Linked DNA regions of Homo sapiens: region 1 is linked to region 2. Evidence: chromatin contacts called from ENCODE Hi-C data. All regions are on one chromosome and are shown on one strand. Each heading gives the region's core, a stretch centred on a gene start or an enhancer-like site at or near the end of the contact. The rest is flanking DNA. Distances are from core to core; before and after follow the strand shown. Region 1 holds the start of KRTAP4-16 (keratin associated protein 4-16). Region 2 overlaps LINC00974 (long intergenic non-protein coding RNA 974).

Region 1 (4,563 bases), core at 1,487-3,986, 450 kb before region 2:
ATTTTCACACTTTAATACAACCTTATGAACTAGTTTATATTCTTATTAGTCTTTTAGGGGAATACTCAAAAGAAGCATTAAAAACTTAAAACAAACAAACAACTTGTCCAAGGTTAAAGAGAAAGTAAGCCTAATATGTCTTAGTGTAGCCAAGAAAGCCCTAAAGAATACAATTTGCTAAGCTTGCTGAAACTGCTTCATCTTCTTGGAATGTTTCATCTTTTTTTGTCCACTCTGCAAACTCCTACTCATGTGTCAAGACCCAGTTAAAATATTTCCTCCTCAATAATATCTTTCCTGCTAAGCTACCCCATTCATGTATCATGATTTCCTGCCTTGTGCTCATAATTTGTTACATTCTCCTGTATCATAGTCATTTACTTCTGTCATTCCACCACGTGCAATGCAAATACCCTGAAGGCATGGGCTATGGCATTTATTCTTGTTACCATGATACTCAGCACAGAGAACACTGGTGGTAAATGTTTGTTGAGTGAAGGAAGGCTTTTGATGACATAGAGGCATGTAAGGTCCTTTAAAAATGTATATATCTTTTGACTTCTGGATAAAAGAGAGGAAAACATTCCAAACAAAGAGATCATAATTTCATTTCAGGAAGACTAAACTAATTTACGTGGTAGGTAACATGTCATCTGATAAATAACATATGTGGAAAGTTGTGGAAGTTAAGATTCAATTTATAGAATGAGACTTGTTTATAGATAACCAGGAATACAGTGTTGAACGTGCATGCCTATATTCACACAGTAAAAAGACAGGAAGGAAGTAAACGCCAGATGGTAGCACTGGTTCTCCTTCACCTCCTGACTCCCTCGTTTTACTCTTGTCGATTGAAATAACTATTATTTCCAGTTTCGTATCAGTCAGCCAAAAATGTTTGTTGATCATCTGTTGTCTTAACTTAAATTCTACCCAATGCAAACCTTGAGAAAAATACCTGGGTGCACATAATTTATTTGGGGGATGATCCCAGGAAGCACAAGTGAGGAAATGGCGAAAGTAAGACAGAAAAGGTAGAAAATCCCAACAGTGTTTGTGTTAATGGTAGGACCCCCACTGTGGGCATCTGGGGATGAACCCCGGGGACAGGCCTGAGGCTGGAGGCACTTGGCCACCATGATTGCACACCTACAAAATCCTGGAGAGTCAGCTGGGTATTAGTATGAATCATGAGATCAGATAAAATATGAACTTATACTAATCTATAGACTTTTTATACACTAGCAATAATTGTCTCTAAAATTTAATGGAGAAAAATCACACTGGGGCCTGTCGTGGGGTGGGGGGAGGAGGGAGGGATAGCATTAGGAGAAACACCTAATGTAAATGACGAGTTAATGGGTGCAGCACACCAACATGGCACATGTATACATATGTAACAAACCTGCACATTGTGCACATGTACCCTAGGACTTTAAGAATAATTTTAAAAAAGAACAATGTGCTCACAATTCTCAAGAGTAAATAGAAAAATATGTAAATAAATCTGCCAAGCCTATGTGAAGGAAAGTGTTAATATTTCCTGAAGGACATAAAATAACGTTTGAATAAATGTCAGAACAAGAGATGTGCAACGAAAGCCAAGTTTTCAAATAAATACATACATGTGTTATGCATGCATTTAATGAGGATGTATCTCAATTTGTAACATTAGGTATTGAATGGGATTGGCAAAGACCGTGATGGGAAACTTACCTTTGGTTGCATTCTTTTGTATTGTCTAAATGTTTAAAGAGCATATATTTGTGTATAAATGATATAAAAATCCTTAGAAAATAATAAATTTGATTTATATAAAATTCATAATTTTTTCTACAGATTCTGTTAAGTATGTTTTCTGCTATTATGTTTACATTCTTATTTCTTTCAGGAACTAAAATATTAAAAGTACATTTCAGTCAGTCATTTGAGCTCTCAAATTAGCTATCATGAATTTCAAATTGTTTTGGGGGACAGGCTGGGTTCCCCAGGAAGCAGACACTGAGATGGAGAGCAATATGCAGGAGGTTTATTGAAGCATGCTCTTGGGATTAACACTGGGGAAATGAGGGGAGGGGAGGGGAGGGGAGGGGAGGGGAGGGGAAAGTGAAGGGAGAGAAGGGGAAGGGGAAGGGGAGGGGATTAACACTGGGGAGAGGAGGGGAGGGGAAGGGCGGGGAGGGGAGGGGAGGGCAAGGGAAAGGAAGAAAGGGAGGGGAACGGGTGGGGAAGGGAAGGGGAGGGGAAGGGGAGGGGAGGCACAGCACAAGGGGTGGGGGCAGGTGGAGATGACACAGGTTGGGTGATAGCAAGTGACGTGGCAGGAGACTCGACCACAGACTGGACGCAGGCAGCAGCAGGGGCAGCAGCAGCTCGATTCACAGCAAGAGGGGCAGCAGCTGCTGGAGATGCAGCAGCTGGGGTGGCAGCAGGTGGGCTGGAAGCACACGGAATGGCAGCACTGGGGTCTGCAGCAGCTGGACACACAGCAGCTGGGGTGGCAGCAGGTCGTCCTGCAGCAGGTGGTCTGACAGCAGCTGGGGCGGCAGCAGGTGGGCTGGCAGCACACGGAATGGCAGCACTGGGGTCTGCAGCAGCTGGACACAGAGCAGCTGTGGGAGCAGGAGGTGGTTCTGCAGCAGGTGGTCTGACAACAGCTGGGGTGACAGCAGTTGGGTGGGCTGGCAGCACACAGACTGGAAGCACTGGGGCTGCATGGCATCTTTGAACTGCACATAGTAAAATGCAAGAGGAAAGAAATGATTTAAAGGTGGAATTCATAATTAAAAGGGAAACAGAACATAAAGATGTGGAAAATGTGGAGACTGACCATATAAAGAATGAAAAAGCATGCAAGATTGTGGCCAAGTAATGCTTTGTTACAAGGATTGATATGAATAGAAGGAAGCTAGGTGCTGTTCATCAAATCAGTGGGAGAATGGCTCTGAAGGCATTTCAAAGATCTTTGAAGCTGTCCCTCCCATCACAGGCTCCAAATGAGAGAATCTTAAGGTCAGAAAGGGTTTGGTACTCTCCACATTCTAGCACAGTGCCCCTTTGCTGCTCCAGTTGTGGCTCAAGTGGGTTTAGATGAGACTTGCGCTGCTGCTGCAGAGGCCACAAACTGTGAGCCTTGGTGGTGTTCATGTAGTACTGACTGTAGATACACAGACTGCAGGAGTTGTGGGGCAATGGTGGTCCACCTAGGTTTGAAAGGATGTTTCTGACAGCCTGCCTTAGGGGTGTAGCCACAGCAGAGAGGTCCTCCTAGGGCCATGCTCAGGAAAACGGGGGGTCAGAGCAGCCACTGAGACCCTAGAACTGTAGAACTATCAGCCTGCAATACTAGCCTGAGAGAGCTGCAGCAGAGACTCCAATCAGATAGCTGCTGTATGGGCTGAGCCCAGCAAAGCCATGGGGCAGGGCTATCTGAGGGCATTTGGGGCCTAACACCAAGGCCCCAGGCAGCCCTTCCCCATGTCGGGCACATCCAGGAGACAGCACATGGAGTCGAAGTTTATTCTCCAGTCTTAAGATTTAATGCTGTCTTCCCTGTTGGACTCACCTGGGGCCAGTTACCCTTTTTTCTTTCCTGTTGCTGCCTTTTGGAATGGGCCTGTCTATCCTATGCCTCTCCCACCATTGGATTTTGGAACTAGATAACTTCTTTAATAGGTTCACATATGGAGGAGAATTTGCCTCAGGATAAGTCCTGTGTTGAGTCTTATTCATATCAGAGTCACATGAGACTCTTAGATTTACATTTTGACTTTTAAGTTGGTGCTGGAACAAGTTAATACTTTGGGACTATTGGAATAAAATGAATATATTTTGTGTACGAGAAGGACATGGATTTGGGGGACCAAGGGTGGAATGCAATGGTTTGAATGTGTCCCTCAAAGTTCATGTGTTGGAAACTTGATCCTCAATGCCGCAGTGTTGGGAGGTTGGGCCTAACAGGAGATGTTTGGGTCATGGTGACACCACCCTCATGAGTGGATTAATGCTGTTATCACAAAAGAGGGTTCCTTATAAAAGGATGAGTTTGACTCCCTCTTTCTCTGTCTCACCCTCTCTTTTTCCTTCCACAGTGGGAAGACACGGTATTCCTGGTTATCTATAACCAAGTCTCATTCTATAAACAGAATCCTAACTTCCACAACTTTCCACATATGTTATTTATCAGGGGACATGTTACTTACCATAGAAATAAGTGTAGTTTTCCTGAAATGAAACTCTGATCCCCTTGTTTGGAATGTTTTCCTCTCTTTTATCCAGAAGTCAAAAGATATATACACTTTTAAAGGACCTTACATGCTTCTATGTCATCAAAAAGCCTTCATTCACTCAAGAAACATTTATCACCAGTGTTCTCTGTCCTGAGTATCATGGTAACAAAAAGAAACATCATAGCCCATGCATTCAGGGTATTTGCACTGTATATGGGGGAATGAAAGAAGTAAATGTCTATGATACAGTAGAATGTATCAAATTATGAGCACAAGACAGGAAATAATAATAGATGAATGGGGTAGCTTATTAGGAAATATATTATTGAGAAGG
Region 2 (4,514 bases), core at 227-2,726:
CCTCAAACTCCCTTTTCCCATCCCTCCGCTTCCCACTGCTCTGCTCTGGGCTGTCTGATCCCTGCTGCTCCTGTCCACACCTCCAGAAATAGTTCCCTTTCTACACTCGGTCAACCCTGAGAGTCCGTCATATTCTGTGGGGCCCCTGGTGGATGCAGATGTGGCTGATCATCTACGTGGACAGCCAGGTGCAACACGCCTGGTAGATGTGTGAACACTGCTTCGGTCTGTCTGTCTTAGATGATGGCTGGCTGGGAGGGGCACTCCCCATCCCCAGCACACAGGCAGGAAGAAGGGCGTTGGCACTGACCAGGAGAGGCTGTGAGCAGGACAAAAAAGCAGCCAGACCCTCACCCCGTCTCTCCCCACACAGACCCACATGCTGACAGGTCCCAGGACACATTTCTCCTGCCCACCCTCACCCCTAGGGAGCTCCGGGCAGCGCAGAGGCTGGGCAAGTGGGACTGGCAGGGTGCCATGCCTTGGTCCCAGAGGGCTGCCTCCCTTCCTGGTAGGTCTGTGCCTGGTGCTGCCAGGCCTGGCCCGGCCTCCACACTCCTTCCCCTTCACACCACAATCTGAGCTGGCGAGTGACTCATCCCACCATCCTCCTACGTGCCCCGTCCCTGACTCCACCAAACTTGGCCTCTCTTGGCTCCATCTCTGCACTGGCTCACAGCAGCAAAAGCATGTCCACCCCCACGCCCTGCACCGCAGACTAAGGCAGCTCACTGCACCTCAACGAGGAAGAGCCAGGCTCTGACATTCCCAGCTTGGATCTCCAAGGAGGTGGCTGTACTGACACGTGGACAGAGCCCCATGGCCCCCACACTGACACACTGGATCAGGCAACTCTGCTGTCTCTTGACATCCATGATGTCCACTCCTTACAACAACCTTCCAAGGGTTACTGCCCATTTTACAGATGAGGAAACTGAGGCTCGGGGAGGTTACATGACATGGCAGGTGGTAGTGGAGCTGACTCCAAAGGCTCCTGCCTTCCTCTATAGCATCTCCCCCTCTACCCTGAGCCAAACTCCGGGAAGCCATGAGTTGTGTAGGAAAGGGCTTGGGCACTGACTTGGCGGTCCAAAGCCCTGAGGCCAGGCTCCGCCTTTCATCAGCTGGCTGACTTCGGGCAAGCCCTCGGCCTCTGTGAAACTGTTTTCCAGTCCATAACAGGAACAGGGATCCTGCCCTGCCCACCTCACCGGGCATTCAGAGGCTCAGAGAGAAGAAGCAGCGTCTGCAAAGTGAAGTCTGGGGAAGGTGGTTGTGGGGTGCCTCAGCAGCCCGCCACCGGAGCCCGGAGAGAGGCGGTGATGTCCGCTTTGGAGCCAACCTCGGCTCTGGACAGGGCAGGCTGCCGGCCACAAGGCCCCGTCTTTGCAAGCTCCCCAGGCGGGGTGCAGCTTCCTTTGTCCCTAGGCGGGGTGCAGCTTCCTTTGTCCTCAGACTGAACATCTCCCTCCGCCACCGGTGCGGGAGGAGCCCAGGACCTCGCCAACTCGGCTTCACAGCGCCTCCTGGGGGCCGCGAGGGGACTCGCCAACCTGCCTGCAGGCGGGCTCCCTCCTACCGCCTCCCTCTGCACCCCTGACCCTGCTCAGTGCTGTGTGAGAGGAACGGTCAGAGGGAGCCTGTCTGGGCAAAGGCAGGCCCCACACTCCAGGCTGCTCCCTGGCCTCCCTACAGCAACAAAGGGACGTTGAGCTGAGAGCAATACAAGAGAAAGAGCCCTAGGAGGGCTGGAAGTCCAAATGCCTGCATTCTACCTTTGTGGCCCTGGGCATGTGTCTTCCCCTCTCTGGGCCACAAAAGAGTGGAGGAGGCCACCTCTCTAAGGAAAGAGAGCTCCCCGCCCAGCGCTAAAACTGTGGTTTCTCTGACGCTCAATTTCCTGGCGTGTAACATGGCCACAAGGGGCCGCTGCAGCCACAGCTGTGAAGGAAACAGTTCACACCGTGCTATATCGTTCATGGATAGTTCATGGGGTTTTATAGGCTCTTGTTCATTTCCATAAAGTCTTCCTTGGACTTGGCAAACTTTTCCTCTGAAAATTCCAAAGTGTAACCAAGAAGGGAAAGGAAGAGAAGAGAACCAAGAGAAGGGAAAAGAGGATTTTATTTGGTTCGTGTTTGGACCTAAGAGAAAACCAGAAAGATTGCCCCTGCGGCTGAGGGGAGCCACAATATTGGCGAGAGATAGGAGAGGCCCCTCAGGGAGAAGAAAGCTTGGGGAATGCAGATCTCTCTTTAAGATTGATGACTTTCAGTATCATAAATCGGTAGAGCCAGAGAGTCCTCAGCCCTCGCCCCATTCCTTTATCAGTCACGCTCGCGCAAGCACTGGCCTCTGCCTCTCCTTGCAGAAGTGACTTGTTTACATGTTAGTACAGCTAGTTCCTGCCTGACTGAACCACTGTCATCTGAGAATTGAGGGTCAAAGTTGGATCTTCCCAGCTCAGAGGAGAAGCCTTCTCTAAACAAAGGAGGGGCTCAGCTGGGTAGGTTGTTGCAAAGAGAACTCACTTCAGAGCCAAGGCAGCCAGGCCCTGTCACTTAAAAGCTATGTGACCTTGTGCAAGTCATTGAACCTGTCTAAGACTCAGGATACTGAGACAGCAAGACCTTCCTCAAATTGCCGAGGTGAGAATTAATGAAATAGTCTGTCTAACGTGCCTGGGACCTACCAGAAGCTCAGCCAGTGGAGTCATTAAATTTTGTCTTTATTATTAGCAATACAGTTCTCGTAGCACACATTGCAAAGGATCGTGTACCCAGCTCAGGGGCACAAGGTGTGTGATTGCGAGGACATCAGAGAAAACAAGGTGCGATGAACTGGCGGTAGGCATTTGTTGGGACAATGACAGGGCCCTGGCCTGATCAAGGGAAGGATCAGGGGGAGAAGGAGATACTGGGGGGCTGGGAGGTGGGGATGAAGGAGGGGCACTGTCCCCACAACTCCTCATGCTCGGCTTCTGCAGTCCCGAGTACAGACCCAAGTCTGTTTCTCCTTGTCCCATTCTGCCTAAGGGCTGGAGCTTCTCAGAAACTCTGACAGGACATGTGTCCATCTTCAGTGGGGACCCTCCCCCTCCTAGAAGTCCCCCGTCCAGCTGGGGAGGACAGGTCAGGGTGAGGGCAGCAGCCACCCAGCAGCCTCCATCAGAGATCATCAGCATTTCCCACCATGAATTCAGCAGCGCATCTCGTGGTCAAATCCATAGGTGATTTCTGGGTTCTGTAGCCTCCTCTTATAAACTTACAAAGCACTTTAAGCAAACAAAAGCTTTGGCCAGGTGCAGTGACCCACGCCTGTAGTCCCAGCACCTTGGGAGGCCAAGGCCAAAAGCTTTGAGAAGTCCTGCAAAAAAAAAAAAAAGGTTTGGTTTGTTTATCTCCATGTTTTCCACTGGATTTGATCACAAGAGTTTTGTTTGGGGTTATTTTATATTAATTAACACCCCTGGGAACATACACTGGAAAATCCAGGGGCCCAAAGAACTCAAGATAGGGTTCCAGTTAAGAACTATTATGTTCCAGACCAGCCTGGCCAACATGGTGAAACCCCATATCTACTAAAAATACAAAAAATTAGCCGTGTGTGGTGGCATGTGCCTGTAATCCCAGCTACTTAGGAGACTGAGGTGGGTGGATCACCTGAGGTCAGGAGTTCGAGATCAGCCTGGCCAACATAGTGAAACCTCGTCTCTACTAAAAATACAAAAAATTAGCCAGGTGTGGTGGCGGGTGCCTATAATCCCAGCTACTCAGGAGGCTGAGACGGGAGGATCACTTGAACCAGGAGGTCAAGGCTGCAGTGAGCTGAGATCGCACCACTGCACTCTAGCCTGGGTGACAAAGCGAGACTCCACCTAAAATTTAAAAAAAAAAAAAAAAACTAGTATGAAGGGAATGCTCTCAACGAGCATCCCCTGCCCCAACTTTTTGTACCTCAAACATGACTATTTGCTGTGGATTCTGAATTTGCTTTGTTTCCTTTGTATTTTGCAGTTTTCCATTAGGGCTGACAGAAGTTCCTTTGGGAAAACCCCAGCATGTGTTAGTCATGCCGAGGGGAATGGAGGGAAGGAACTCGCTTTGTTCTCATTTTGGCCTGAGAGGAGGGAGAACAGTAGGACCCCTGGGGCTTGGGGGCTGGCATGGCCTGAGATGGATGTGAGACCCAGGGGCAGAGAAAATGCTAAGAGCTTTTTGGACCATGGATTTTCCATGACTCAGAAAGTCAGTGGAGCCCGCCCTCCCTGGTGCCCTCGTTCCTTCATTGCCACTGCATTTGTTCCACACACTGAGGAGTCTGGTGAGGAAACTGAGGCCCAGAGACAAGAAATACCTGGGACAGAGACTCACTGTTCATGGGTAGCTGCTTGCTTTCCAAGAAGACATTTCCAGAGCTTTCCTGCTCGTGGGAGGTGTCTGTAATTGTTTTAGACAGCATGAGGTGAAGAGGGTGGGCTTGCGGGTCAGACCCACTCAGATCCTTTGTCAGCT

What was found. A loop is a pair of places that touch in the nucleus more often than their neighbours do. Pooled maps may share reads with other maps.
Region 1: a map of naive thymus-derived CD4-positive, alpha-beta T cell shows a loop between it and region 2 (15-fold over the local background). The contact joins the promoter of KRTAP4-16 here to the enhancer-like site in region 2. A Hi-C loop is called at or near these places in 1 of 168 maps with a recorded cell type or tissue (naive thymus-derived CD4-positive, alpha-beta T cell) and 5 of 50 pooled maps.

What each region holds. Positions count from the first base shown.
Region 1 is chr17:41,099,473-41,104,035 of GRCh38, forward strand. KRTAP4-16 (keratin associated protein 4-16) reads right to left here and starts at 2,737. Exons shown (of 1, transcript NM_001396067.1): 1 at 2,030-2,737. The coding sequence starts at 2,737. The coding sequence ends at 2,030.
Region 2 is chr17:41,547,500-41,552,013 of GRCh38, forward strand. LINC00974 (long intergenic non-protein coding RNA 974) reads right to left here. Exons shown (of 3, transcript NR_038442.1): 2 at 4,374-4,514; 3 at 2,107-3,366. Among named protein-coding and RNA genes, the nearest start is that of LINC00974, 4.7 kb to the right of the region's middle. RefSeq lists a cis regulatory region at 423-783 and enhancers at 1,661-2,274, 1,814-1,863. Within about 2 kb of position 1,477, at least 29 of the 41 ENCODE cell types and tissues checked have a DNase peak (open chromatin) inside an H3K27ac peak, as active enhancers do.